Regions from separate parts of the Homo sapiens genome. Here all the other regions are linked to region 2. Evidence: chromatin loops called from intact Hi-C (ENCODE). Cell type or tissue: natural killer cell. All regions are shown on one strand. Links, peaks and the distances in the headings refer to the core of each region. The heading gives the core; the rest is flanking DNA. Region 1 holds the start of CACNB1-AS1 (CACNB1 antisense RNA 1). Region 2 overlaps PLXDC1 (plexin domain containing 1). Region 3 has its middle 14 kb from the start of STAC2.

Region 1 (9,676 bases), core at 502-8,501, 110 kb before region 2:
CACTGCAAGCTCCGCCTCCCAGGTTCACGCCGTTCTCCTGCCTCAGCCTCCCAAGTAGCTGGGTCTACAGGCACCTGCCACCATGCCCGGCTAATTTTTTTAGTAGAGACGGGGTTTCACTATGTTGGCCAGGATGGTCTTGATCTCCTGACCTCGTGATCCACCCACCTTGGCCTCCCAAAGTGCTGGGATTATAGGCATGAGCCACTGCACCCGGCCCTCTTTTTTTTTTTTTTTTTTTTTTTGAGACGGAGTCTTGCTCTGTTGTCCAAGCTGGAGTGCAGTGGCACCATCTCGGCTTACTGCAAGCTCTGCCTCCATTCTTCTGCCCCAGCCTCCTGAGTAGCTGAGACTACAGGCGCCTACCACCACATCCGGCTAATGTTTTGTATTTTTAGTAGAGATGGGGTTTCACCATGTTAGCCAGGATGGTCTCGATCTCCTGACTTCAAGATCTGCCCGCCTTGGCCTCCCAAAGTGCTGGGATTACAGGTGTGACCCACCGCACCCAGCCAGTATAGTTTTCTTTAATCTGGAAGGCTTCCTCAGCCTTTCTTGAATTTTCCAGAGACTGACATTTAGGCAGAGTACAGGACAGCTATTCTGTAGACTGTCTGTCCCTCAGTGTGCGTTTGTGTGATTGTTCCTCATGATTAGTTTCCGGTTTTGCATTATTATAATTATGGTTCTTGTTGTTGAGATGAGAATGATAATAGCAGCTATCTAACAGGATTGTTGTCAGGACTCAATTGATCATGTGAAAAGCACAGAACAATGCTGGTATGTAGCAAGTGCCCCATAAAGGAAGACTGTTGTTGTTGCCGTTGTTAATATAGAGGGTGTGGCTGGGCTCAGTGACTCACGCCTATAATCCCAGCACTTTGAGAGGCTGAGGCAAGTGGATCACTTGAGGCCAGGAGTTTCAGACCAGCCTGGGCAACATAATAAGACCCTGTTTCTACAAAAAAATTAAAAAAAATTAGTGGGGTATGATGGCACGTGCCTGTAGCCCTAGTTACTGAGGAGGCTAGGCTGGGGGCTCGCTTGAGCCCAGGGTAGAGGTGAACTATGTTCACACCACTGCACTTCAGCCTGGGTGACAGAGCGAGAACCAGTCTCTAAAATTTAAAAAAAAAAAAACAAAAAAAAAGGAGAGTGGGCGGGCCTACAAACAATGTTAGAGAAGTTGAGAAGGAGAATCACTGCCCTTCATATAGCCCCTAAGGAAGGCTGGCATAACACCAGGAGAGAGCCTGAGCTTTGCATAGGGTAGACACAGGGCTGCTGAGGTCCTTTCTGCAGAGGTGCCCAGGGCTGAGAGTTATGGAGCATTCAAGGGTCTTGACACTGGCTCTCCATGCTGATCCAACCAGGACCCGCCTCTCTGACTGGGTGCATTGCCTGAGTCCCTCTAGCTCCTCTTCCTTTTCTCTCTCCCCAAACCAGGTACTTCAAAGGCTCATCAAGTCCCGAGGAAAGTCTCAGTCCAAACACCTCAATGTCCAAATAGCGGCCTCGGAAAAGCTGGCACAGTGCCCCCCTGTGAGTGCCTAGATCCCAGGGAAGGGAATGGAGGGAGAACATTTGGGTTGTCCTGGTTTCCTCTGGCCTACATGAGAGACAGGGTGACCAGGAACACCTGGGTCAGGCCTGTGGGTGCAGACTGGTCTTCTGGGAAGAGCGCAGGTCCCGTCAGTCAAAGACTGGGTTCAAGCCCCAGAAGCACCCTTCTGCGTGGAGAGTCAAGCCCTGTCTCCCAGCCTTGGTTGCCTTATCTCTAGAATGAGGGAGTTGGACTGAGTGCCAAAACTTCTTGCAGTTCTGCCAATCTGTAGATCTGAGAGCTCTCCTTCCCTTCTACATCCAGAGGCCTCTTTTTAACCTTGTCCTTCAATCCCTTGACTCTACCCACTGCACCCAGGCCACACCCTCAACCCCCTTGGCCATGCCCCACTCATCCCAGCCCTGCCCCCTAACCCCGCCTTCACAGGAAATGTTTGACATCATCCTGGATGAGAACCAATTGGAGGATGCCTGCGAGCATCTGGCGGAGTACTTGGAAGCCTATTGGAAGGCCACACACCCGCCCAGCAGCACGCCACCCAATCCGCTGCTGAACCGCACCATGGCTACCGCAGCCCTGGCTGCCAGCCCTGCCCCTGTCTCCAACCTCCAGGTACAGGTGCTCACCTCGCTCAGGAGAAACCTCGGCTTCTGGGGCGGGCTGGAGTCCTCACAGCGGGGCAGTGTGGTGCCCCAGGAGCAGGAACATGCCATGTAGTGGGCGCCCTGCCCGTCTTCCCTCCTGCTCTGGGGTCGGAACTGGAGTGCAGGGAACATGGAGGAGGAAGGGAAGAGCTTTATTTTGTAAAAAAATAAGATGAGCGGCAGCTTCTGGTGTCTGTGGTTTTTGATGGGTCTGGGGCTTCTGGTGCTGTCTTCCTGGGCCTGGTGCCATAGGAGCGCATCTGCTGCCCGCTGGATATGAGGCCTGATGGGAGCGCTTTTAAGACAAGGGACTAGGAAGGACATGCGAGGAAGACTGATAAACTGATTCGCTGGACTCCACACCCTTTTTAGACCCAACAGAGCAGGGGCCTTCAGAGCCAGGGAAACCTACGTTAAACCTGGACTCTCCCTCCCTGGAGCCCTGACTCCACAAGGCCCCTCAAGAGGGACCAAGAATGTGGCATCTTCTATGACTTGATGCTGAACCTTCCACCATTCTCCCAGTTAAAGTCCAGGAAAGGACCTCCCATGGGAGACCCATCCTGCCTTGCCCTCCTCCCATGGGAGCCACAGCCCACCTCTTGATGGCACACCATTAAGTATAAGGTCTTAAGAGCCAGAAGAAACCCATGAAATCATTCTAGACTGTAGCTTTCAAATTTGTTTTCAGCAACAGAGCCCATTTGTTCAATGAATCTTACGTGGAAGCTGAGGATGTTAGATAATGCATCCTTGCTCTGCCCTGAGGGAGCCAGGGGAATGGCCTCCCCTCCACCTCCATGGGGACCCCTGAAGCACTTCTGTGCCCTTCCCACCCAATGCCACCCCAGATCTCTAGGTAACAGTTTGGAAACTGCTACTCAGGTCTAACCCCCATCACATTACAACCAAGAAATGAGGCCACAGAGAGGGGAACTGTTTGCTTAGGGTCACACAGCTTGACATGGCAGGGGAGGGACTGGAACCCCTCTTGTGCCCCACCTCCACGTGACATTTGATGATAAGGACACTGGGCCACCTCTTCATCTTCAGTAGGAGGGGGAGACCCAGCAGCCTTCCCCAGCTTGCTGCTTTGAGTGCTTGTTGGGGGCAAGGGAGGAATCCCATCAGCCTTGGAGATGGTGTCATCCGACTAGGGAATGGTGGGAGAAGCATGGGGTTCTGGAAGCCTGAGATTGGGGTTTGGTGTGGGTCGAAGAAGCCAGGGTCAGCAGGTTTGAGCTGAAATCCCGTTAATATATTTGGAAAACCAAAGGCAATGACTAACCGAATCAACCGCTAATGAGTGGCAATACTGAGCTGTTAATGACAGTTAGCCCCAAGATAGCATTAATGACCTGCACTGAGGAAGCGGTGACTCATGGCTCACGGCTGTTGGCCATAGTTGCCCTGAGAGTTCATATGTCCTCACATCTGTTGAAGGTCGGGTGCCCCCTGTCCCGAGAGAGGAGCAAATGCCCTGAGGTCTGTCCTCTGGCTGGGCTCCAGAGCCGTTTGTCCCCGGGGCCCCTCCTCTAGAGCCAGCACCCTCTTCATCCAGGCCGGACCTCTTAATGCTGTCACTAACTTGCCTTGCTTTGTTGTGTTTTTCTCACCCCTGCCTGATCTGCATGGTGTGTGCTGTCCGTCTGCTAACCAGGGACCCTACCTTGCTTCCGGGGACCAGCCACTGGAACGGGCCACCGGGGAGCACGCCAGCATGCACGAGTACCCAGGGGAGCTGGGCCAGCCCCCAGGCCTTTACCCCAGCAGCCACCCACCAGGCCGGGCAGGCACGCTACGGGCACTGTCCCGCCAAGACACTTTTGATGCCGACACCCCCGGCAGCCGAAACTCTGCCTACACGGAGCTGGGAGACTCATGTGTGGACATGGAGACTGACCCCTCAGAGGGGCCAGGGCTTGGAGACCCTGCAGGGGGCGGCACGCCCCCAGCCCGACAGGGATCCTGGGAGGACGAGGAAGAAGACTATGAGGAAGAGCTGACCGACAACCGGAACCGGGGCCGGAATAAGGCCCGCTACTGCGCTGAGGGTGGGGGTCCAGTTTTGGGGCGCAACAAGAATGAGCTGGAGGGCTGGGGACGAGGCGTCTACATTCGCTGAGAGGCAGGGGCCACACGGCGGGAGGAAGGGCTCTGAGCCCAGGGGAGGGGAGGGAGCGAGGGGCTCACACCTGACATGTATTCGCCTCCAGGGGGCGCTGTCTCCCTCCTTTCAGATGCCTTTGCTCAAAGCTTGGGGTTTCTTTGGTGTTACCATCCCAGCTCCCGGGAGGCCCTTAAGCCCCAGCTGTCGGTTTTTACCTGCCTGTTGTGGATGGATGGGGGATACCCACCTTTCTGAAGTGTCCCCTTTCTCCCATCTTAAGGGGCTCTCCTCCCTCACCCTCCTAGAGAAAAGGTGCACTTCCTTAACTCTTTCTACTCGGGGCCCTAAGTGACGGTCCTAAGTGGGATGGCTCTCCTTCTCCCAAGCTGCAGTACTGGGGAAGGGCTGGGCGCTTTTCCTGGAAAGGGAGGCCACAGATTCTTTCCCATGGGGGCTCTCTTCCCCAGACCCCAGATCCAAGGTCCCTCACCCTGCCTGCCCCTTCCTCCCAGCTTCCTGGCAGCATCGTCTGGTCGGTGAAAGCCATAGCATGGACACCCCATGGGGAGCTTGTCTTGGGGAGGGTTCTGGGTGGAAGCTGGCAGGCATACAGCACCCTCTACCCTCCGTGGCCATGGCAACGTCCAGGGCCCAGAACCCTGAGGAGTGAGCGGCCGAGACGCTGCTCCCCACCCCCCACCTCCATGCCTCAGCCTTTGCCTACCCCAGGAATGAGCTTGGCCTCCAACATCCCTTGCCTGCTGCCATTAGTAGAGGGGGCCCCTCTGCATCTGAGCCCCCCATCCCTGTGCCACCTGGGTGTGGAGCCCATGGAACACTCTGGTCCGCCTCATTTTAAACCAAAAAACTGCTCCTTCACCCTCACCCTGAGGCCCCAGGGGAGAGGACCCGTGGGATGGTGCCCAGGGGTTGCCTTGGGACCTCGGATCTCCTCTGGGGGGCTTGGCTGCTGCTGTTGCTGCTCTGTATTTGCCTCTCGTGATTCTGTTTGTTACCCATGTTCACTTCCCCCAGGAGAGGCCTTGGTACCCCCTCTCCCCTGGGGCATCCCTTTGCCTTGGCATCCCTGTAGCCCAGCAACCCTGCCCCTCCCCAGCATCCCAGCTGGGCCAGAGAGAGCCGAGTGTGCCAACAAGGACTGGGGCCTGCCCGGCTGCCCGCCTCAGGGATGGGCACCTCATGCCTGTCTCGCCACCTCCTGTGCCAATGTCCCACCCTCCACCTGGGGGTGGGGTGCAGCTTCCACTTACTGATTAGAAGACACCACTGCCCTCCCTTCCCCCCTCCCTGTCTGGTGTCCTGTGCCCCCATCTGTCTGTCTATATTTGTCTGTACTCCCCTAGGAGAAGTATTTTGCCATATATAAAACCACTGTCCTGTCCTTTGTGGCTGCCTCCCAAGCCTGCTTCTTTGTCCTCGCCACATAGTCGTCAGCGTAGGCACCTGGGAGCTGCTGATATGCACGGGGAGTTGAAAGGGTGGGTGCCTGAAGATGTTGTGCCCTGAGTCATTGACTCAAAAGAAAAGATGATCCTTTGATTTTGGCCCTCTGATGTATTGTGCCCAAGCCAGGAGCTGCTTGGGCAGTCCCAGCTCCACACTGGCCCTGAGCCCCTTCACTTACCTGTCTCTCCACAAGTAGAGCCAAAGGCAATGGGAAGCTCAATGTTGCTCAGTGGGTGAGATCCAGACCCACTGGTGCAATGTCTTAAATACACATGACTGTTTTTCTGCTCTTGTGGCATCACTGTGCCCCAACACCTCAGGAGAGGGAGGGGCTGAGCTTCTGGCTCCACTAATGCCCCCCTCGTTCCTGCTAACCAGCTTTGGGGACAGGGAGGCAGACTACTTGTGGGGGCAGGTCAGAGAAAATCAGGGATTCTGCCAGTCCCAGACTGAAAGTCAGCAGGTGAGTGTACCCATTCCTCCCATCCCCAGCTGGCAGGATGTGGACTTCTGACAGTTACTGCAACCACCTGTGTCCTGCCTCACACAGTACCCTCAAACTATTTCCCCTCCCTCCTGGTTCTTTTTCTTTTTTTTTTTTTGAGATGGAGTTTTGCTCTTGTCGCCCAGGCTGAAGAGTGCAGTGGCGCGATCTCGGTTCACTGCAACCTCCGCCTCCCAGGTTCAAGTGATTCTCCTGCCTCAGCCTCCCGAGTAGCTGGGACTACAGGCACCTGCCACCACGCCTGGCCAATTTTTGTATTTTTAGTTGAGACAGGGTTTCACCATGTTGGCCAGGCTCCTGATCTCAGGTGATCCACCCACCTTGGCCTCCCAAAGTGCTGGGATTACAGGCATGAACCACTGTGCCCACCCTGGTTCTTGTTTTTTGTGCTGGTCGCCGTGGAGGACTAAAATTCCTGAGTCCGCTACCTGAGTGCTGAGGCCCAACATGAGTGAGTGTGTGTGTGTGTGTGTGTGTGTGTGTGTGTGTGTGTGTGTAGGGCAAAAGACATCCCCCAAGACCCTACAGATGAGGAGTTAGTGGATCAAAGGAAAGGGAAACTGGGCAGGCCCAGAGGTCAAGTGGCTGACCCCAGTTCCCTGGGGGAGCCAATGGCAAAGTTGATGAGAGCCTAGTCTCTGCCTCCCAGCATAGTGCATTTCCCACTGCCTTCCTACAGAATCATTCATTCCTGTGTTTCTTCCTTGAACAAATGTTTATTGAGCACCTCCTATGTACCAGGCACAAGTCTACGTAGGGGCCATAGATTATTTCAGCACAGCATAATGTGCTCTCTGCTGTGGGAGCACTGGGTACTGTGGGAGCATTGGGTACTGTGGGAACCTGAAAGAGGGGTTAGTCCCATAACCTGGGGAGGTCAGCTGAGGCTTCCTGGCAGAGGTGAGGCTTGAGTAGAATCTGGAAGCATGGTTAGCAGACAAATGGGGAAAGTGTTCAAGGCAGAGAAAGCAGGGGACATGCATGACATATTCTTGGCACCTCACCACCAAAGTGTGCTCTCAAGGTGAATTGGCAGGAGCAGGTCACAGTGGGCCTTGAGTCATGTTAAGGAGTTTGGGCTTTGTCCTGAAGCTCGTATGCAGAAATGGAAGGATTGTAAGCAATTAGCAAGATTGCTTTGTTTGCAGTTTGGCGCATAGATTGGAAGGCCTAGCTTAGAAACAGCTGTGATAATCCAGGTGCGAAAGGAGGGTTTGCCTTACGCCACAGCAGTGGGACTGGAAGGGAGGCAAAGAGGCCAGAGAGATCTAGCAGTTAGATGGCCGGGCTTGGTGGCTTATGCCTGTAATCCCAGCACTTTGGGAGGCTAAGGGGACAGGAATGCTTGAGCCCAGGAGTTTTAGACTAGTTTATGCAACATAGTGAGACCCACCTTTTTACAAAAAATTTTAAAAATTAGCTGCGTGTGTAGTCCCAGCTATTCGGGAGGCTGTGATAGGGAGGCTGAGGTATGGTGGATCTCTTGAGCCCAGGAAGTCAAGGCTGCAGTGAGCTATGATCACACCACTGCACTCCAGCCTGGATGACAGAGCGAGACCGTGTCTCAATAAAGAAATTAAATTAATAAATAAATGTTAGCATCTTGAGCTCTTGGAGAGCAAGTGGAGGCGGCTGATAAGAGAAAGGAAGGTGAGGCCGGGCACGGTGGCTCACGCCTGTAATCCCAGCACTTTGGGAGGCCGAGGTGGGTGGATCACAAGGTCAGGAGTTTGAGACCAGCCTGGCCAACATGGTGAAACCCCATCTCTACTAAAAATACAAAAATTAGCCAGGCGTGGTGGCGGCGCCTATAATCCCAGCTACTCGGGAGGTGAGGCAGGAGATTTACTTGAACCTGGGAGGCGGAGGTTGTGGTGAGCTGAGGTCACACCACTTCACTCCAGCCTGGGTAACAGAGGGAGACTCCGTCTAAAAAAAAAGAAAAAAAAAAAAAAAAGAGAGAGAAAGAGAGGTGGCCAGGTGTGGTGGCTCATGTCTGTAATCCCAGCACTTTGGGAGGCCGAGGCGGGCGGATCACCTGAGGTCAGGGGTTCAAGACCAGTTTGGCCAACATGGCAAAACCCTGTCTCTACTAAAAATACAAAAATCAGCCGGGTGCAGTGGCACACGCCTCCAGCTACTCTGGAGGCCAAGCAGGAGAATCGCTTGAACCCAGGAGGCGAGGCTGTGGTGAGCTGAGATCACACCACTGCACTCCAGCCTGGGTGACAGAGCAAGACTCTGTCTTAAAAAAAAAAAAAAAAAAAAAAAAAAGGGAGTGACTGCTGATGGTGGTCTTCTCAGCAAAAGCAGGTAAAAAAAAACAAAGAAGTTAGGGGCAGAAGTGATCAGTCCATCTTTGGTCAAAGTGGGTTTGAGGTGCCTGTGGGACATTCAAGAAGAGAAGCAGAGGCTGGGCGTGCTGGCTTGTGCCTGTAATCCCAGCACTTTGGGAGGACCAAGTGGGCAGATCAATTGAGGTCAGGAATTCGAGACCAGACTGGGCAACATGGTGAAACCTCATCTCTACTGAAAATACAAAAATTACCTGGGTGTGGTCGTGGGCGCCTGTAATCCCAGCTACTCAAAGGCTGAGGCAGGAGAATTGCTTGAACTCGGGAGGTGGAAGTTGCAGTAACTGAGAACACGCCACTGCACTCCAGCCTGGGTGACAGAGCGAGACTCTATCTCAAAAAAAAAAAAAAAAAAAAGAGAGAGAAGAGGAAAAGACAGCTGGGTACATGGTCTGGAGCTCCACAGAGAGGTCTGGAGTAGAGTCTGATGTTTTGAATCAATGTCAGGTATTATTAACTCCAGTTTACAAAGTTCAGAGAGGTTAAACTATTTGACCACAGTTATACAGCCATGAGGCAAGGATTTGAACTCAGATATATAGATGTCAAGTTCTGTGGTGCCTTTGACCCCCAAGTTCAGTGCTAATTCCCTTGTCCCAGGATGCATCAGCTTCTGCAAGCGGGGGCTGGGGGTTTGAGAAGGAGGAAGCAGGTGTCTGAGTGTATTTGTGCCCCATGTGCCTTCTGCCTGAAATTGCATTTGCAGCCCGGACACGGTGGCTCATACCTGTAATCCCAGCACTTTGGGAGGTCGAGGTGGGTGGATCACTTGCGGTCAGGAGTTCGCAACCAGCCTGGCCAACATGGTGAAACCTCATCTCTACTAAAAATACAAAAATTAGCCAGGCGTGGTGGTGGGTGCCTGTAATACCAGCTACTTGGGAGGCTGAGGCAGGAGAATCGCTTGAACCCAGGAGGGGGAGGTTGCAGTGAGCTGAGATGGAGCCACTACACTACAGCCTGGGCGATGGAGGGAGACTCTGTCTAAAAAAAAAAAAAAAAAAGAGAGAAAAGAAATTGCATTTGCCTGGA
Region 2 (9,676 bases), core at 707-8,706:
CCATAATTGATCTTCAATGGTCTAGATTTGCAACAAGTTGATTCAAATCAAGTTAATTTGCCCAGTGATATTTAAGTTCCTTTGCTTAGTTTTGATGAATCAATTCATTGTTTTCAATTTGCAGTAACGAAATAGATTCAAAGTTGTGTTTAAATACCTTGTTAGGCCAGGTGAGGTGGCTCTCGCCTGTAATCCCAGTGCTCTGAGAGGCTGAGGTAAGAAGATTGCTTGAGCCCACGAGTTGGAGACCAGCCTGGGCAACACAGTGAGACCTCATCTCAAAAAAATCTTTTTTAATTAGCCAGACGCAGCTACTCGGGAGGCTGAGGTGGGAGGATCACTTGAGTTCAGGAGGTCGGGGCTGTAGTGAACTGTGATTGTACCACTGCACTCCAGCCTGTGTGACGGAGCAAGACCCTCTCTCTAAAATACATAAATAAATAAATAAAGTTCAGGTGCTTAGGGCAAGAATCTTCAGTCATTTACAGCATTCTCCTGACATGGAACTCTTGCTTTTCTTTCCCCATAAAAATCTGCATGGGAAGGAACCACAGGAAGGGTGGACCCTTGAAACTTACTTAGAAAGCCACAGGCTACAGGCCTCGAGGTATAGACAGAAAGTGGGTTGGGACTCTCTCCTGCACACTGCAGCCCCAGGGAGTCTCCAGGCTGATCTGACCTTGTGACACATAAAGCCCCTCTTCAAACCCTTACACATCTCTCTGTCGCCCCACAGAAGAACGTGCATGGCCTCCTATTGCTCTCCAGGCAGCCGGCCCTCCACTCCCAGCCTCATCTCTCACCAGTCCCCGCTCATTTACTCCCCAGCCTCCAGCTACACTCAACTGCTGTGTGACTTGAGCAAGTCTCCTCCCCTCTCTGAGCCTCAGTTTCCTTACCTCTAAAATGAAAGTTTGGGCTGAACTTTCATCCCATCTGGACTCAGAGTGACAAAGGCTGTAATGATTCCACTAATCTTGCTCCTTCTGTCTTCTCTCTTTGAAGATGACACCAAGTTGAATCCCTATGCAGGAGGAGACGGTGAGTACAGAACTGCCTGCCCTCAGCGTCAGACCCAGCGCCTCTTGGACCCACCCCAGAAGAGGGTGCAGCAGTCGCCTGGGCTATTTTTATGAGTGCGGAGAGGGAGCAACGGCAGCCTGAGCATCCCAGACCTCCTGCTGGGTGGGGAGGCAGGGGGGCTTCTGGGCACAGGTGCCCTAGATCGAAGGAACATGTCTACCCTAGACATTTCTCATCTCAGCCCTGAACCTCCTGTGGTTCTTCTCCTGGCTCTCTGTCCTTGAATATTCACTGCCCAGAAAGGAGTGGGAGGAGGGGAAGGACTGAGCCAGGGCAGGTATAGGTGGGGCCTGTGGCCATCCCCTCTGATCCCCATGGGCTCATAGTCAGCAAGGGGTGGAGAGCAGCTTCTCTTTCCTCACTCAGGCTGGCAGAGGACATAAAATTGTCCGCTACAATTTTTGCAGGATGCCAGAAGGTGGGACTCCCTGCAGCCTCCTAGGATTACCTAGAAGGATAATCTCCTTTCTGAGGGTGGGAGCTGCCCCCACCTCCCCTGCCCTTTGCCCAGAGCCAGCTCAGGCCTTTGCGGCAACCTGTGCAAGAGTAGAGATGAAAGTGCCTTCCAGCTCCGGGGGCTGGAGATTGTCATCAGGGCTTCCAGCAGGAGAGGAAAGATTATTAATGCAGCACAGTGTGATGGTGTCCCCCAGCAGAGGTGGAGCCATTGCTCCTCCATAGGCAGTGGGTGTGTGTGTGTGTTGTGGGGGTGGCTGGGCCATAATCCCCTCGCTGTGCACCATGTGCTCATCAGCAGAAGCCTTCATCATCAAATCATCAGAGCCACTGCAGGCTGCGGGCTGATTGCCATCCAGGTCAGGGGAGGCTCACCTGGGGCATTTCACCTCAGTCCTCCCACCTGTTGGCAGACAGAGGCCCTAGCCATGCCCTGGAGTGCCCCAGGATAGTTTCTCTCCTGGGTGTCCTCTGCTTACAGAGTGCAGAGCAGAGCAAAGGGGATGGGGAAGACAATGGTTCTGAGTGCATGCAACATCCCATTAAAACTTGCCACCCCTAGTTCCCTCCCAACCCACCCACTAGCTATGTAGGAAGAATGCAACATTTTTGTTGCCAACCTGCTCATCTGTCTTCTCTACCTCATTATCTCTTTTAGGATAGGGTGAAGAGGCAAATAGCCACCCAAGGTAGTGTCAGGGAACTAGGTTTTTTAGTGGTGGGCACTGAATTTGTGTGTCTGTGGGGAAATCACTTAACCTCTCTGTTATTTCCATTACCTCAGTCATGCACAAAAGGGGTTGAGCTTCCAGCTCTGTGGAAAATACTCTCTCCCCCGGGACGTATTTCAAGTGCCTAGGATGTTCTCAGAGGGTGACTGTTGGCTTATTAGCTTCCAGAGGACCTAGATCATCCCATAGACTTTCTTTGAGCTTCTCTGACGGGCCTGCCAGTTTTGTTGTTTTGTTTTGTTTGAGACGGAGTCTCACTCTATCGCCCATGCTGGAGTGCAGTGGTGCGATCTCGGCTCACTGCAACCTCCGCCTCCTAGGTTCAAGCTATTCTCCTGCCTCAGCCTCCTGAGTAGCTGGGACTACAGGCGCGTGCCACCATGCCTGGCTAATTTTTGTATTTTTAGTAGAGACAAGGTTTCACCATGTTGGCCAGGCTGGTCTTGAAATCCTGACCTCAGGTGACCTGCCTGCCTCGGCCTCCTAAAGTGCTGGGATTACAGGGGTGAGCCACTGCGGCCAGCCCCTGCCAGTTTTTCTAAGAGCTGAGGACACAGAGTTGAATAAGACATCATCCTTGCCCTGCAAGAGGTCACAATCTGGGAGTGGACAGTGATAGGAAAAACTATGGTCATTTGCCATCATAATAGCTAATACTTATTGAAGTCATCCAAAATGGGAGACATGGTCCTCAGTGCTTGACATGGATCATCTAATTTTAACCTTCACAATAACCCTATTAGGTGGGTGTTATTATCCTTGTTCAAAAGAAATGATAATGAAGACACAGAGAGGTTAGATAATTTGCACAAGGTCACACAGCTAGTAAGTGGCAGAGCATAGATTTCAACCCAGGCAGCCAGATTTCAGATCCCAAACTCTTAACCCTCCGATGCCCTTTGTGAATTCCTTAATAGCACTTATGTAGTGGCACAGATATCAGAGAGAACTTCTCTTATGATCCTTATTAGACATTTGGGGCAACTTTTACATGATTTTGGAAAACTACCCAGATGGTGTCAAGAACATGAATGCCTTACTCATAATGATTCCAACTCCCACCCAACCTCTTCCTGTATTGGATAAGTGGACCCAAAGGCTCTGTCGGCTTTCATCTCTGAGACTTTGTTAGAACCCAAGACCCCATGGTTCGACCTTCCCTGCTCCCCTGCAGCCCCTGTCTGCCCTAATGATCTCTCCACAGGCCTTCAGAACAACCTGTCCCCCAAGACAAAGGGCACTCCTGTGCACCTGGGCACCATCGTGGGCATCGTGCTGGCAGTCCTCCTCGTGGCGGCCATCATCCTGGCTGGAATTTACATCAATGGCCACCCCACATCCAATGCTGCGCTCTTCTTCATCGAGGTCCGTGTCATCTGTGGCCACAGGGCTCCTGTCTGCTTCTGCGTCGGCGTCTCCTGGGCCATTCGGTCCCTGCCTCTCCCCTTCTCCCTCTCCCCTGCCACATACCTGAGAAAACTTCATCCACCCCATCCTGGCACATTTCGAGATGGCTGGCGCCCGTTAAGTCCTGCACCCTGATAAATCAGCACCTCAGAACTCCCTCGGCCCTCCTGTCCTGTGGAACAGCCCCTCTGCTTTTGTTCCCCCATTTGTGAAATCAGAAAAAATCCCCAGAGGAAAGAAAGAAGGCCACAGTGCCACATAGTGCTCATCTAGTGGCTGTGCAGCCTATCTCCAGTGATTTATGGTCTCTCATGCCCAAATGCCAGGCTCAGTACTTACTCAAAGCCATGAGGGAACCAGGGTCTCTGCCTCTTTTGCCTACTGATACCTGCTTTTAAGGCTAAAATTGAGGGGCAGGTGCAGTGGCTCCTTCCTAAGATCCTAGCACTTTGAGAAACCAAGGCAAGATTACTTGAGCACAGGAGTTTGAGACTAGCCTGGGCAACAGAGTGAGACCCCGTCTCTACAAAAATTTAAAAAATTAGCCCAGCGTGGTGGCACGTACCTGTGGTCCCAGCCGCTTGGGAAGCTGAGGTGGGAGGATCCCTTGAGCCCAGTGGTTTGAGGCTGCAGTGAGCCCTGACCATACCACTGCACTCCAACCTGGGCAATAGAGGAGACCCCATCTCTAAAATAGAAATAAAAATAAAATAGACAAGCCAAATAATGATAAGAGCTGCCCTCTGGGAGCTTTAATTGAGGATACTAAGTTTTGAATGTCTCAATTCTGAAGAGCCAGCCTGAGGGGCAGCATGGGATGTGAGGCTCAGCCCCCTTCACTCGGGGCTGCAGAGCTCAGCAGCTCCTGCCCCCAGTCCTCCACTTCTGGCTTCTTACGAGTTCCCCACAGAGTGCAGCAGTGGTGCCTCTGTGACCCTAGTTTCTTCCACGTGGGTCACAAGCCCACCAGCCTCATTAACCCACAGGCCTAGGTCATTCCCCCAGTTTCTTAGGAGGCTTAGTCATTCTGAAGTCTTAGCCTACCTGGGTAACACCTGGGAACTGCAGATCCCTGGGCCACAGGGATTCTGATAGGGCAGGTCTAAGGCAGGCCCAGGAATCTGCATTTTATTTATTTCGAGACAGTCTCACTCTGTCGCCTAGGCTGGAGTACAGTGGCACAATCTTGGCTTACTGCAGCCTCCGCCTCCTGGGTTCAAGCAATTCTGGTGCCTCAACCTTCTGAGTAGTTGCGACTACAGGCACGTGCCACCACACTCAGCTAATTTTTGTATTTTTAGTGGAGACAGTGTTTCACCATGTTGGCCAGGCTGGTCTTGAACTCCTGGCCTCAAGTGATCTGCCCATCTTGGCCTCCCAAAGTGCTGGGATTACAGGCATAAGCCACTGCACAGGCCAGAATCTGCATTTTAATAAGCCCCCTGTTGACTCTGATGTGGATCCTGTGCTACCTTGGAGGGTTATCTTGGCATTTTCAGAGCCTCAAGCATCATGCCAGCCATCTCTGAGCCACTCCCTCACATTGCAGTCCTAGGTCTCCACTTGGTGTATTGCTGAACCTTTCAGCTGTGAGTTCTGCAGACCACACAGTGAAGGATAAAGTGTCCTCCTTCCACACTCTAGCTTTCGGCAGGTTTCCCAGTGGTTGGGGGATCACAGCACGGAACATTTTAGGGAGAGGGTCCCTGAAGGTCAGTTGTGTGGCTCCTGGTAGGCCCAAGTGCCCCAGGGCCCTTATAAGAGACAGTCTTGGTTGGCTCTGTCGCTCAGGAGTGTGGGGTCCCCATGGGGGCGGGGGCATGCCCACTGACTTTGCCTCTGTGCCTTCTGCAGCGTAGACCTCACCACTGGCCAGCCATGAAGTTTCGCAGCCACCCTGACCATTCCACCTATGCGGAGGTGGAGCCCTCGGGCCATGAGAAGGAGGGCTTCATGGAGGCTGAGCAGTGCTGAGAACACCAAGTCTCCCCTTTGAAGACTTTGAGGCCACAGAAAAGACAGTTAAAGCAAAGAAGAGAAGTGACTTTTCCTGGCCTCTCCCAGCATGCCCTGGGCTGAGATGAGATGGTGGTTTATGGCTCCAGAGCTGCTGCTCGCTTCGTCAGCACACCCCGAATATTGAAGAGGGGGCCAAAAAACAACCACATGGATTTTTTATAGGAACAACAACCTAATCTCATCCTGTTTTGATGCAAGGGTTCTCTTCTGTGTCTTGTAACCATGAAACAGCAGAAGAACTAACATAACTAACTCCATTTTTGTTTAAGGGGCCTTTACCTATTCCTGCACCTAGGCTAGGATAACTTTAGAGCACTGACATAAAACGCAAAAACAGGAATCATGCCGTTTGCAAAACTAACTCTGGGATTAAAGGGGAAGCATGTAAACAGCTAACTGTTTTTGTTAAAGATTTATAGGAATGAGGAGGTTTGGCTATTGTCACATGACAGACTGTTAGCCAAGGACAAAGAAGTTCTGCAAACCTCCCCTGGACCCTTGCTGGTGTCCAGATGTCTGCGGTTGTCAGCCCCTTCCTTTCCCCCGACCTAAACATAAAAGACAAGGCAAAGCCCGCATAATTTTAAGACGGTTCTTTAGGACATTAGTCCACCATCTTCTTGGTTTGCTGGCTCTCCGAAATAAAGTCCCTTTCCTTGCTCCAACTCCTTGTCTCTCAACGTATTGGCTATGACGCAGCAAGCAGAATGAATTTGGACTCAGTTACAGGCTGTCAATGGTCTGCTCTGTAGCAGTCTCAGAGCCTCCCCGACCCACTACCTGGAGATAGCCAGATAGCCAGATGCCCTGCTCCTGGCCACCTTTAAAGCCCCTGCATATGACACAGGTTAACTAAAGTCAAGATTGGGGCTGCTGCATTCCAGGTTCCCTAGACTCACAAGCTGGTCCTTGGCCAGGTGCAGTGGCTCACGCCTGTAATCCCAGCACTTTGGGAGGCTGAGGCAGGCGGATCACCTGAAGTCAGAAGTTTGAGACCAGCCTGGCCAACATAATTAAAATGTCTCTACTAAAAATACAAAAAATTAGCTGGGTGTGGTGACGCTTGCCTGTATCCCAGCTACTCAGGAAGCTGAGACACGAGAATCACTTGAACCTGGGAGGCAGAGGTTGCAGTGAGCTCAGATAGTGCCACTGCACTCCAGCCTGGGTGACAGAGCGAGACTCCGTCTCAAAAAAAAAAAAAGAAAGCAGATCCTCATGGCTATAGAGTTGGCATTTTAGCCCCAGCTTCTGTAGCTCTGAAAGCCTAAAGAAGGTATTCTCTCCATCTGTTAAACACAGTATAGTGGCTCTCAGCCCTTGGGGCATGTTATCATGGGAGGGAAGTCAAATAAGAGGAGAGAAAAGAACTCAAGGGGGAAACTGCATTTTTAGGCTTTGCTCTCTTACCTTGCCCTTTCTACTCAGAACCAATAACTTCTGCATCAAAACATGTTACAGCCTGCATCAAGGGCTTTACCCCAACCTGCAGCCCAGCCTTCCCTGGGTGAGCTTGCTATGCGCAGCCACATTTACCATGTGGGGCTCCCTATTCTGATGGCCTGTTCGGTGCCGGGTTTACTCACTGCCCTGTTCTGATGTCAGTGCCTGTACATACCTCCAAAGGCAGGACTTGCCTGATAAATATTTTTCCTCCTCTGAACTGGATTTTATAGGCATTAAAGACAAGTCGGGTGGCTAGAGGGCTCCTTGAGACATACCTAGCAGGGAACTGCAGGTGGATTCTGTTGAGAGGCAAAGCACCTGAGTGGTTGGGACACAGGCAGCTGGCATGGGAGGGACTTTTTTTGAGACAGGGTCTCACTGTGTCGCCCAGGGCAAGGATGCCCAAAGACACCAGGTTGGAGAGGCACCTGCCAACTACTTGCTTTCCCTGGAGCCTGCATGTGCCTGTGGGGTGGGGAGGCGTAGGGGTCTACGGCTGCCTGAGATGGGTGTGCACAGTGTGTGAAGTACCTACCTCCTTGCCTTGCTGGACTGTCAGCCAGTCGCAGGGCCGGCCACAAGACCCATGTCTCCATCTGGTCATACTCCATAGCTACCAAGTTAACCTGCTCTAAACTTTGGAGAACTGGATCTGTCCAATAAACGCTTATTTGGCCAAGCCTGATGGCTCGTGCCTGTACTCCCAGCACTTTGGGAGGCTGAGGTGGGAGGGTTGCTTGAGCCCAGGGGTTTGAGACCAGCTTGGGCAACAACAACAAAAATGCCAGGTGTGGTGGGGTGCACCTGTAGTCCCAGCTACTAGGGAGGCTGAGCCAGGAGGATCACTTGAGCCCGGGAGGTTGAGGCTGCAGTGGGGGGTCATAATCATGCCACTGTACTCCAGCCTGGGTGACAGAGTGAGACCCTGTCTCCGAAAAAAAAAAAAAAAAAAAGAACGGAAAAAGAAATGCTTACATTGTCAGGGATCCTGTAGACAATCATTAACTCTATGAGATGCTTGGTTCTATTTTTTTGGGAGACTTTGTCCAAGTGTTTTGGCTTAAGAAATCCATAGGCCTCTCTTGGTGACACATCTCTAGTACTTTTTGTCATAAACAAACAGGCCATCTGCCGCCAAATACATCCACTCCCCATGCCACTGACATCCTATGGGTCAGCCAGGCTTGCTTTGACTGAGGCCGAGGCATCTGGAACTTTCTCTGCCTGCAGGGGCTAGCAGCAGAGGCTTCACCGCATCACCACCCCTTCCTCCACTCCTGACATTCTTTCCCTTCAGGGATCCAAAATGGTTGGCCGAGCTCCCAGTGGGAAAACGTGTGCTAGAGTTGGGGAGTGAGATGAGTGGTGCTGTCCATGGAATCAGGCCACAGCAGGAACTGCCCCACTGGCCATTTGAGACACACACAGGTGGTAAATGCTCTGCTGGTGGGCTGTGCTTCCCTCATTCAGAGAGCTCTGTTACAGCCCACTGTGTCCTTTAGAAGCTTGAAAGGAACCCAACTCTTTGCTGCACTGTCCTTTTTCTTCCTCAAATTCAGACCCTCCTTCCACCGGCACCCCCCTACTCCACCCTCAGCTCTTCCTTGCCTGGTTTATCAAGCAGAGCTGAGGCCCCACGTTTCCAACTCTGATTGTCACTTGCATCTTCACAAAGGATAAACCACGGAGCAACTGGAAAACCATCAGCCAAGCGTTCGGATGAGTCTGGTTATTGGTCCACCCCCGACCAGATTCCCTTACACTTAACTCACTTCTTTCTTTGGCAATGACCCTCATGACATGTATAAATGGGTATGACTAAGAAGAGGCTGTGATCTAACATTTATTTGCTGCCATTTTTTACTCTGGGGAGAAGCAGCCCCAACTCATCACTGGGAAAGAACTCCCCCTGCAAACCAGCTAAATTTGATAATTTAAACCCCCTGCCCCTAAAACTTCTCACAGAGCTGGGGAGTTGGTGGCAACTTTCCAAGTCAAGGTCTTGCTTAGAAAGTCCTTCACTACATGGCCAGGTGCAGTGGCTCACGCCTGTAGTCCCAGGTACTTGGGAGCCTGAGGCAGGAGGATTGCTTGAGCTCAGGAGTTCAAGGCTGCAGAGAGCTATGATCATCCCACTGCATTTGTTTAAAAATAAATTTTTAAAATTTGTGTGTTTTATCAGGGGTCTCCTGTACAGTGTATCTGTGTATGTTTGTGTGTGTGTTTGTATACAGCCTTGTTTAATGTTTTGAGCAATAAGATATGCACACACAGGTATTTTGTTGCTAAAGAGATTGGACAAGGTTGTAGCTGTGCTCAGGCTTCAGCTTGGTTTGTTAAATTGAGAGATAAACAATGACAAGAGCTGCCAGCCAACCACACTATTCAAAAAGCAAAGTGTTCACCACTAAAGCTAACCATTCATCTGGTTGCAGGCAAGGCTAAGGCTCTCTCTCCTCTAGTTCCTGGAACAGACTCACAGATTGGCATGAAGCACTGATCAGGGGCTGCACTCAGACTCCCTGGCCAAGCAA
Region 3 (9,676 bases), core at 925-8,924, 170 kb before region 2:
GCCACTCCATTCTGGAGCTTGAGATGAAGCTGCGGAGAAGGCTTTGGGACAGTGGAGAGTGGGAAGGGGAAGGCTCACCTCAACTGGGCTACACCCCAAGGTATCCAGAGCGAATGGTGGTGAGGAACAGAGCCTATGAGGAGGAGCAAAGGTTCAAGAACTCTGCGGAGCATTACAGCCAGTCTCCCTCCACCAACACCCTTCCTCCAGGCCTGCCCTGGGACACAGAGCTTGCTCCTGTCCTCACCCCACAAATTCCCCACCAATCCCCAGCCCTGCCCTTTGCTCCATGCCTGGGCTGGGAGCTCTTTTCTTCACTCTCACCCCAAAGGGCTGACAGGAGGTGCTCATCCTGCCTCACCTTTCTGGGGACAAGAGCCTGCAGGAGTGGGGAGAGGTCAGAGCCAGAGAGCTGAGAGGTGGCCGGGGCCTTGCAGGGGACTCCGGCCATGGCGAACACTGCAGGCAAACACACAGCAAGGCTGGTCATTGCTCCCTTCTCTCCACCTGTATATTAAGAGCTGACCAGGGGCCTGACAAGTGGACTGGGTTTCCACAGGAAGGAAGAAGTTAACCACCCGGCGGGCCTGGGGCAGTGAGGAAGGGCCTTGGAGGAGCTGGCCAGGAGGAGCAGCAGGAGGAGGAGGGGGCCAGGCAGAGGGAGCACACAAGGAAGGAGGTGGCGATGGCCCGCGTAGGACAGGCAGCCTGGAGGGCGTCAGCTCCTGGAAGCTTCAACAACCACAGACAGGGCAGAGAGTGTCCTTTGCAGGAAGTGGTGGAGTCCCCAGGGGGCTGTGATGGGCTTGCAGCAGTCAGAGCCCTGGAGGCCTCCATTTCCCCATCTGTACCGTGAGGATCTTTTCTCCAACTCTCCCCTCCTGCTCTCGCCCCAACACACACACCTCCAAGAAGACAGTGCTCTCGCAGGCGGTCTGATACTTGTCCCTCTCATGCAGGGGCTGTTTCTCCATCTTCTCACGGTCCATTTTCAGTTTCCGCTCCTTTGTGCTGCAGGAGGATGATGAGGAAAGCCTCAGGCTCCTTTCTTTTCTTTTTTTTTTTTTTTTTTTTTTTGAGCTGCAGTCTCGCTCCGTTGTGCAGGTTAGAGTGCAGTGGCGCGATCTCAGCTCACCGCAACCTCCGCCTCCTGAGTTCAAGCGATTCTCCTGCCTCAGCCTCCCGAGTAGCTGGGATTACAGGCTCGTGCCACCACGCCCGGCTAATTTTTGTATTTTTAGTAGAGATGGGGTTTCACCCTATTGGCCAGGCTTGTCTCGACCTCTTGACCTTGTGATCCACCTACCTCAGCCTCCCAAAGTGCTGGGATTACAGGCGTGAGCCACCGCGCCCGGCCCAAAGACTCTTTCTTTACCTGCCTGCCTCTCTTCAGTGGCTCTGTTGGATTGGCTGTGAGACAGAGACCAAGCCCCATCCCTCTGTGTACAGAAAAGGAAACAGTCCAAGAGATGGGGCACAGCAGGCTGAGGATCCACAGCAACGTGGGGCCAGAACCCACACAGCCGGCGAGGCCAGGTGACAGCCCTGAGAGAGAGGAAAATGGGCCCCATTGCTGCCTGTACCTTAAACACCTTGATGAGGCAGCCAGCTGAGTGCAGGTGGTCTAGCGGCAGCCCCTTGTCACTGGGCCTGAAGGTGTCGATCTGGAGGCGGAAAGGGATGCCTTTCTCTCCACCTTTCTTCCGAGGTGTGAACTGAGATGGAGAAGAAACAGAGAAAACAGGGCGACTCCAGATCCACCCACATGCAAGGGAGTCCACCCAAAACCCGTTACCCGCCTGCCACCTGTCAGCCACATACTACGACAGCAACTTTCCATCCCCAACCAGTGTCCATTCTATTTTATTTTTTGAGACGGGGTCTTGCTCTGTCACCCAGGCTGGAGTGCAATGGTGTGATCTTGGCTCACTGCAACCTCCGCCTCTCAGGTTCAAGCGATTCTCTTGCCTCAGCCTCTGGAATAGCTGGGACTACCGGCGCATGCCACCATGCCCAGCTAATTTTTGTATTTTTAGTAGAGATGGGGGTTTCATCATGTTGGCCAGGCTGGTCTCAAACTCATGACCTCAAGTGATCCCCCCGCCTCGGCCTCCCAAAGTGCTGGGATTACTGTCATGAACCATAGCTCCCGGCCAAGCTTCCATTCTTTTTTTTTTGCCCAGGCTGGAGTGCAATGGCGTGATCTCGGCTCACAGCAACCTCTACCTCCCGGGTTCAAGCAATTCTCCTGCCTCAGTCTCCCGAGTAGCTGGGATTACAGGCATGTGCCACCACACCCAGCTAATTTTGTATTTTTAGTAGAGACGGTTTCTCCATGTTGGTCAGGCTGGTTCACTGCAAGCTCCGCCTCCCAAGTTCACACCATTCTCCAGCCTCGGCCTCCCAAGTAGCTGGGACTACAGGCGCCCACCACTACGCCCGGCTAATTTTTTGTATTTTTAGTAGAGACGGAGTTTCACCGTGTTAGCCAGGATGGTCTTGATCTCCTGACCTTGTGTCGTGATCCACCCGCCTCGGCCTCCCAAAGTGCTGGGATTACAGGCGTGAGCCAGCGCACCCGGCCCCAAGTTTCCATTCTTAAAGCATCACTTTACTACGTTCTTTCCCTTGGTCAAAATCCTTCAATGGCTCCCCATGGTTGTGAGACCAGAAGCAAAGTTCCTAACCCTGGTATTGGATCACCTTAAAGAGTCAAGTCAAGCATTGCTGCACGGCTGCTCTTTCTCATCCGTCAGTGAACCCACTGACCCACCCTGCCTCCCTAATCAGGACCCCAACACACCTGCAGTTTTCCCCAGAGGCCTCTACCCAGAAAGCTCCCCTACTCACATCTGAGCTAAGACATCCCCTTCAAGGGTAGTTGAGCGGCCAGATAAAATACAGGATGCCTAGTAAAGTTTGAATCTCAGATGAACAACAAATAATTTTTAGTGTAAGTGTATCTCAACTATTGCATGGAATATACTTATACTAAAAAAATTTTTTTTTTCTTTTTTTTTTTGAGACGGAGTCTCCCTCTGTCGCCCAGGCTGGAGTGCAGTGGTGCAATCTCGGCTCACTGCAAGCTCTGCCTCCTGGGTTCAAGAGACTTTGTTTTAAAAAACATTTAAAATTTAAATTTGGCTGGTGTGGTGGCTCACACCTATAATCCCAGCACACAGCAGGAGACAGAGGCAAGAGGATCGCTTTGGGCCGGGAGTTTGAGGCCAGCCTGGGCAACAGAGTGAGACCTCACCTCTACAAAAAAATTTAAGAATTAGCTGGGCCTAGTGGCACATGCCTATAGTCCCAGTTACTCGGGAGGCTGAGGCAGGAGGATTGCCTATACCCAGGAGTTCCAGGCTGCAGTGAGCTATGATTGCATCACTGTACTCCAGTCTAGGTGACAGAGTGAGACCCTCTCTATATAAAAAAAACAATAATTTAAAATAATAATGCTGGGTGCAGTGGCTCACGCCTGTAATCCCAGCACTTTGGGAGGCTGAGGCGGGCAGTTCACTTGAGGTCAGGAGTTCAAGACCAGCCTGGCCAACATGATAAGACCCCCCATCTCTCTACTAAAATACAAAAATTAGCTGGGTATGGTGGCATGCTCCTGTAATCCCAGCTACTTGGGAGGCTGAGGCAGGAGAATCACTTGAAACTGGGAGACAGAGGTTGCAGTGAGTTGGGATCACACCACTGTACTCCAGCCTGGGCAACAAAGCAACACTCTGTTTCAAAATAAATAAATAAAATGGGGAACAGTGGCTCATGCCTGTAATCCCAGAACTTTGGGAGGTTGAGGCAGGAGAATCACCTGAGGTCAGGAGTTTGAGACCAGCCTGGCCAACATGGTGAAACCCTGTCTCTACTAAAAATACAAAAATTATCTGGGCATGGTGGCCTGTGCTGTAATCCCAGCTACTCAGGAGGCTGAGACAGGAGAATCACCTGAACCTGGGAGGCAGAGGTTGCAGCAGTGAGCCCAGACCGCGCCATTGCACTCCAGCCTGGGCGACTCTGTCTCAAAAATAAATAAATAAATATAAATAAAAATAAAGTAAAATTCAAATTTGAGCATCCTATATTTTATTTGCTAAATCTGCCAATCCACTCCAGGAAGCCTTTCAGGCCTGCCACCCCGAGCAGCCTGCAGCCTCTGTGTTTGGCCTGGCACCAGGATTCTAAGGGTAAGCAGCATCTTCTCTCTTCACACCCAGTACTCACAGTAGCCTGCCCATAATCCCGTGAAAAACAGTGAAAGAGTCCAACTTTAGAGTGAGGAAACTAAGGCTCACAGAGGCTACAGGACCTGGGTAAGATCCATGCTAAGAAGTGGTAAGGCAGGCACGGTGGGTCAGTCTTGTAATCCCAGCACTTTGGGAGGCTGAGGTGGGTGGATCACCTGAGGTTGAGAGTTCAAGACCAGCCTGACCAACATGGAGAAACCCTGTCTCTACTAAAAATACAAAATTAGACGGGCATGATGGCGCATGCCTGTAATCCCAGCTACTCAGGAGGCTGAGGTAGGAGAATTGCTTGAAGCGGGGAGGTGGAGGTTGTGGTGCGCCGAGATCATGCCATTGCGCTTCAGCCTGGGCAACAAGAGTGAAACTCCATCTCAAAAAAAAAAAAAAAAAAAGCAAAGAAAAAATATATATCCTTTTTTTTCGCACCTGGCCGAGAGTCATTCTTATTTTCCCCTCACCCCTGCCCAAACTCACCTTCCTTTTCCACCTACACGGTTGCCACCCCCTTCTGACCTCCAGCCTTTTCCCAGGCCCAGCTTCAGGCTCACCTGCAGGAAGAGAGATGTCCTCTTTGTTGGGTCCCAGTGAAACTCCACCATGTTGAGTTGTGAGAGCAGCACTTGGGGTTCTATCACTCCCACGGACAGTGGCACATCTGCAGGCACAGGGTGGCAAGCAGGGAGCCAGGCTCAGCCTTCCCAGTCCACAAGGACTCCTGAGCCAGAGCTCAGGCTCGAAGGGCCCCCGGCCTTTCCCCACTCATCGATGTCCAGGATGCGGTCCCTGGGCCCGGCTCCACCTCCACCCAGCCAGCTGCCGCTGCTGCTCTGTGTACTGCAGGTGCGGGTCGTGGAACATCACCTGCACCACACTCTGCAGCCACAGGAGGGCGTGGCGCACAGTCAGAGGACGCCAGCATTGAGGACCCAGTTTTCACACCTGTGTAGGCTGACCTTCCCACACCTCCCTTCCTACCCCAGGAGGCATTAGGACTTAGAATCACCAATGCGTGTTCAAATGCCCATCTGCCACTCACGACTGTGAACCAGAGAAGTAATCTAGAGACCCTGAGCCTCAGTTTCCTCATCTGTAAAAAGGGGGAGTTAATGCCTTCCCACCCTAGGCACGCCACCCATTTCTTTGCAACATGTCACTGTTGGTCATTTCACAGAATATGTGTAATTACTTGTTTGTCTTAGTAGAATGCAAGCCTCCTGAGGAAGGGAGCCACATCTGTCTCATTACTGATGAATCCCTAGCTCATGGAACATTTTCTGGCATAGAATGGGGGCTAAATAGGTAATTTTTTGAGAAAAGGTCATGTGTGTGAATAACACTGTGTAAATATATTTCTAATTTTATTTTTATTATTATTATTTTTTTGAGACAGAGTCTGCTTTGTTGCTCAGGCTGGAGTGTAGTGGTGCGATCTTTGCTCACTGCACCCTCTGCTTCCTGGGTTCAAGCCATTCTCATGCCTCAGCCTCCCGAGTACCTGGGATTACAGGTGTGCACCACCATGCCCAGGTAATTTTTGCATTTTTAGTAGAGACGGGGTTTCACCATGGCTGGTCTTGAACTCCTGACCTCAGGTGATGCGCCCGCCTCAGCCTCCCAAAGTGCTGGGATTACAGGCGTGAGCCACTGTGGCCAGCCTACACTGTGTAAATGTGTTTCTAAATCTCAGTTCTGCTACTTGCTGGCTCTGTGTCCTTGAGAAAACACTTAACTTCTCTGTGCCTGTTTCTTCAATTCTTGCCCACCACGGAGCTGTTGTGAGGGTCCAATTAAATGACGGACGTGAGAGGGTTCTCCGTGACGATGATATCACTGTGATGACATTGGCTTCTTGCCCAGAGAAACAGTCATACCCAGCCTTTGCCACTTCCGGGGAGGAGTGTACCCACCTTCAGCAGCTGGGGGCACTGGGTGGCATCACACGGCTTGGAGCTGCAGAGCATCCGGACCTCATAGGACTGGCGTGGGAGGGATTAAGGGGTTGCGTGAGCCCCACTCTGAGGGGCAGAGTGGCACCTACCACCTCCAGCTCACCCTGAGCCCAGCTTCCCGAGCTCACTGCCCACTAGCTCCTCCCCTCTCCCAGGCCTAGCATACCCTGGTTCAGGTAGGTGAGGGTCTCCTCCTGCTGCTTCACGGCTGGCGAGGTGGCTGCACAGAGCACGTACTAGAACATGGGGCAGGGCAGCTCCGTGCCAGGGATGTTGGGCAGCTCCTCCTGCTTCAAGTAGGGCAAGGGCAGGGGCTCCCTGCCAGGAAGAGGAGGGCTCTGCCAGCTTTCTGCCCTGTCCATCCCCTTTTCTAAAGGTCTTTGACTCTCTATGCCAGACCTTCCCTCTGGGGAACCCACAGTTTCCTGTAGCAGGTCCCCAAGCTGCAGCCAGGGCCAAAGGGACCCCCATTCAGCTCCTCAGGCCTCCAGGAGGCCTCCCTGAAGGTGCTGATCTCAGATTTGTGGCTGTTCTACTCAACAGCTGCCATCAATTACTTGTCTTTGCAACCTCAAAGCTTGCCTGATACTGAGTAAATTCCCAACAAAAATGTCCTAAGTGGGATCAGGGTGTTTTTGAGATGTCCCAGGACACACTGAACTCCAGGTACATTTGACCACTTCCCCATCTCCAGAGGAGCCCGGGAATGGGAGCCCCACTTCCCTCAGCTTGAAATGGATGATGTCCACTCCAACTTCAGACCAGCACTTTCCCCGGGACCTGGGGGATCCAGCCCTTACCTGAGCAGGCTGCTGGGGGGCCCAGGGTATAGGTCCCCAGGACTGGGCCATAGATGCTCCGGCTGGTTGTGCCAAAACAGCATCTTGGAGAGGGGGCAGGGCCGGCTGTGAAACAGCTCAGCGTGGGGTTGGGCTGCACCCACTGGCCCCTCACCTGGGGCCTCTACCTTTATACACAGAAGCACACCCGCAAAAGGGTGGGGCGGGGCCTGGGCCTCTTATTGGCTGAGCACCCAGGGCTCTAGCACACTCCGGACCTGTGGGGGCAGCCCAGGTTGGGGGGAATCAAGATCTGGGTCCCAAGGGCTCCCCAGCAATCATTAACTTGAAGGGGAGGGTACAGCAAAACAAAGTCACAAGGATGGATGTCCAGTCCTCTACTGGTCCCCAAGAGGCCCAGGGGCAATGAGGGGCACCCTCAGGTTTCAAGATTGGCCCCAGATCCATAAGCCACACAGAATCCTGGAGACCCCTGGGATCGGCCCCTCCCCTGACGCCACGGGAGAAGCCTGTCCACTCTAGGGGACAGGACAGGCAGACACAGCGTCACAGGGACCTGCAAAAGGGCCTCTGATGCCCACTGCCCTCCCTCCCTCCTCTGCCTGACCACACACACACACACACACACACACACATACGCACACATGCACTGGTGGCAGGACACCTGTCCTTTAGCTGGGGGCTACCTAGCTAGGGGACTGGAGTTTACAGAACACAGCCCAGCTTGTTGTGGAAACACTCCAGGGGGTGGCGCTTCCAGGAGAGGGAGGTTTGCCCAGGAGGGCTCCCCATTAGAGCAGCCCAGGAGCTCCAGTGGGGCTGGTCCTTTTGCCCCTTCCTTGCCCTGGGGCTTGGAGCAGGCCATGTTTATGGACAAATACAGTCAGCCTGTGGGTGGGCCTTTTTCTCCACACTGGGCACATGTTGTCACTGTACACAGACAGCCCCAGCCCCCTGCCCACCTCCTACTACTGTGTTTGATATAAACAGAACTAGGGCAGAGAGCAGAGATGGGGTACTAAAATGTGGCTGACTCATGGGACTCTAGCTACCCAGGCTCCCAGATTCTGAGGGGCCTGCCTGGGGGGCGGCAGAGCCAAAGAGATGCCTGTCCCCTGCTCTGCCACCTGCATCTCCAGGCACCTGGCACTTGGTCCCACGGGCTTTCTTCCCCCAGGAGTCTGGATGGAATCCAAGTGGGGAGGATGGGGGAGCAGGGTGATGGAGGCATTCCTGCTGCTAGGGCCAAAGAAGCAGCCAGAGGCCCTGAGGTCCCCTCCATACATTATCCCCAAGGCTGTGAGGACCTACCCCACGCCCTGAGTTGGATTCCAGGCTGGGAGGCACCCTCAAGACCTTGGGGAGGGCAGAGCAGGATCCCAGGAAGACGGGGAGAGGAGGGTAGGAGGGGTCCCTGTGTAGCTTGGTGCTGGCCTGGGGGGAGTCGTGCCTGTCTGAGCAGGGCTGGAGCCTTTTTCTACTCCAGCCAAAACATTTTGTTTTGTTTCCTATTCCCAGGCACCTTTCCAACCTGGAGAGCTGGAGAGTGAAGTTTGCCCCTCCCTCAAAGAAAGGATGGGCTGGGAGAGGAAGCTGTCTATTCATTCATTCATTCATTCAACAAACTGTTCTCGAGTGCCTACCGTATGCCAGGCTGTCTCTCAGGATACCTGGGTGGGTAGAATCCTGCCCTATCCAGAGCTCAGGCACCCCGTGCTCCCCGCATGCGGGTGGTCAAAAGGGCTGAGTCCTGAGTTCCAGGCAAAATTATGACGAAAGGGGTAGACTGGAGCACGTAGGATGTTTTTCGCTTACAGGACACACACACACACACACACACACACACACAGAGCTGACAATACCATATGGCAATCACTGTGTGGTCTGTGCATCTGTGCACACAAATGTCTCCACCCCAGAAGTGAGATGAAGGGTCCCCGTCCCAGCTAAATGTCCCTGGCACCTCCGGGTACAGTTTACAGGGCACCATCTGCCCTGAACAGCGCCCTCTGGAGTTAGACCGTGAGTAGGGCTGGCTCAAACCCTCAGTCTTTTCCACCTGAGGTCCTCTCTAGCACCACCTTAAGTCTCTCCTGGGGAAGACTCTTTGCTCACATTTCAGACTTGCTGCCTGCTTCTTAGCCCTTCCCACAGACCCTCCAGCTGACGCTCATGTTCTCCCCGTCTGTCTCTGGGCTTTGCAGTGCTCTACTAAGGTCCTTCATGGTAATTATCCAACGTGCAGTGAAGGTTTGCGTACTTTGTCTAATGTCTTTTTTCCCACCAGAGTGAAATCTCCCAGAGGGCAGGGACTAAGAGACGTGCACTAGTGTTGGGGTTAAGAGCACGTTTATTTTCTTTTCTTCCTTCTTTTTGTTTTTTTTTTTTTTTTTTGAGACCAAGTCTCACTCTGTCGCCCAGGCTGAAGTGCAGTGGCATGATCTCAGCTCACAGCAACCTCCGCCTCCCGGGTTCAAGCGATTCTTGTGCCTCAGCCTCCCGGGTAGCTGGGATTACAGGCACATGGACCACGCCCAGCTAATTTTTGTATTTTTAGTAGAGACAGAGTTTCACCATGTTGGCCGGGCTGGTCCCGAGCTCTTGACCTCAGGTGATCTGCCCGCCTTGGCCTCCCAAAGTGCTGGGATTACAGGCATGAGCCACTGCGCCCAGC

The links. Peaks named below come from ENCODE experiments on the same cell type or tissue, not always from the same donor. Only the 100,000 strongest peaks of a DNase experiment are listed, where the experiment ranks them.
Region 1: a loop joins it to region 2, with 11 times the contacts of the local background. A loop is called at or near these places in 7 of 110 quality-filtered maps.
Region 3: it touches region 2 in a loop (3-fold over the local background); 16 of 110 quality-filtered maps call a loop at or near these places.

Annotation. Positions count from the first base shown.
Region 1 is chr17:39,169,850-39,179,525 of GRCh38, reverse strand. CACNB1 (calcium voltage-gated channel auxiliary subunit beta 1) reads left to right here. Exons shown (of 14, transcript NM_000723.5): 12 at 1,447-1,542; 13 at 1,991-2,176; 14 at 3,869-6,073. The coding sequence ends at 4,333. CACNB1-AS1 (CACNB1 antisense RNA 1) reads right to left here and starts at 4,897. Exons shown (of 4, transcript XR_934743.3): 1 at 4,809-4,897; 2 at 3,567-3,663; 3 at 2,191-2,519. RefSeq lists enhancers at 1,739-2,238, 2,239-2,740, 3,517-4,118. In natural killer cell, for the core only: CTCF peaks have their summits at 4,213 and 4,419 (motif pointing right); a DNase peak (open chromatin) is centred at 4,435.
Region 2 is chr17:39,063,815-39,073,490 of GRCh38, reverse strand. PLXDC1 (plexin domain containing 1) reads left to right here. Exons shown (of 14, transcript NM_020405.5): 12 at 1,006-1,041; 13 at 3,475-3,635; 14 at 5,532-9,676. The coding sequence ends at 5,651. It also overlaps the pseudogene RDM1P5. Among named protein-coding and RNA genes, the nearest start is that of LINC02079, 42 kb to the right of the region's middle. RefSeq lists an enhancer at 729-1,517. In natural killer cell, for the core only: CTCF peaks have their summits at 3,745 and 3,945; a DNase peak (open chromatin) is centred at 3,950.
Region 3 is chr17:39,235,240-39,244,915 of GRCh38, reverse strand. It overlaps the pseudogene LOC101929578. Among named protein-coding and RNA genes, the nearest start is that of STAC2, 14 kb to the right of the region's middle. RefSeq lists an enhancer at 1-562. In natural killer cell, for the core only: a CTCF peak has its summit at 5,136 (motif pointing right); DNase peaks (open chromatin) are centred at 5,145 and 6,135; H3K4me3 peaks cover 251 bases; H3K27ac peaks cover 1,738 bases.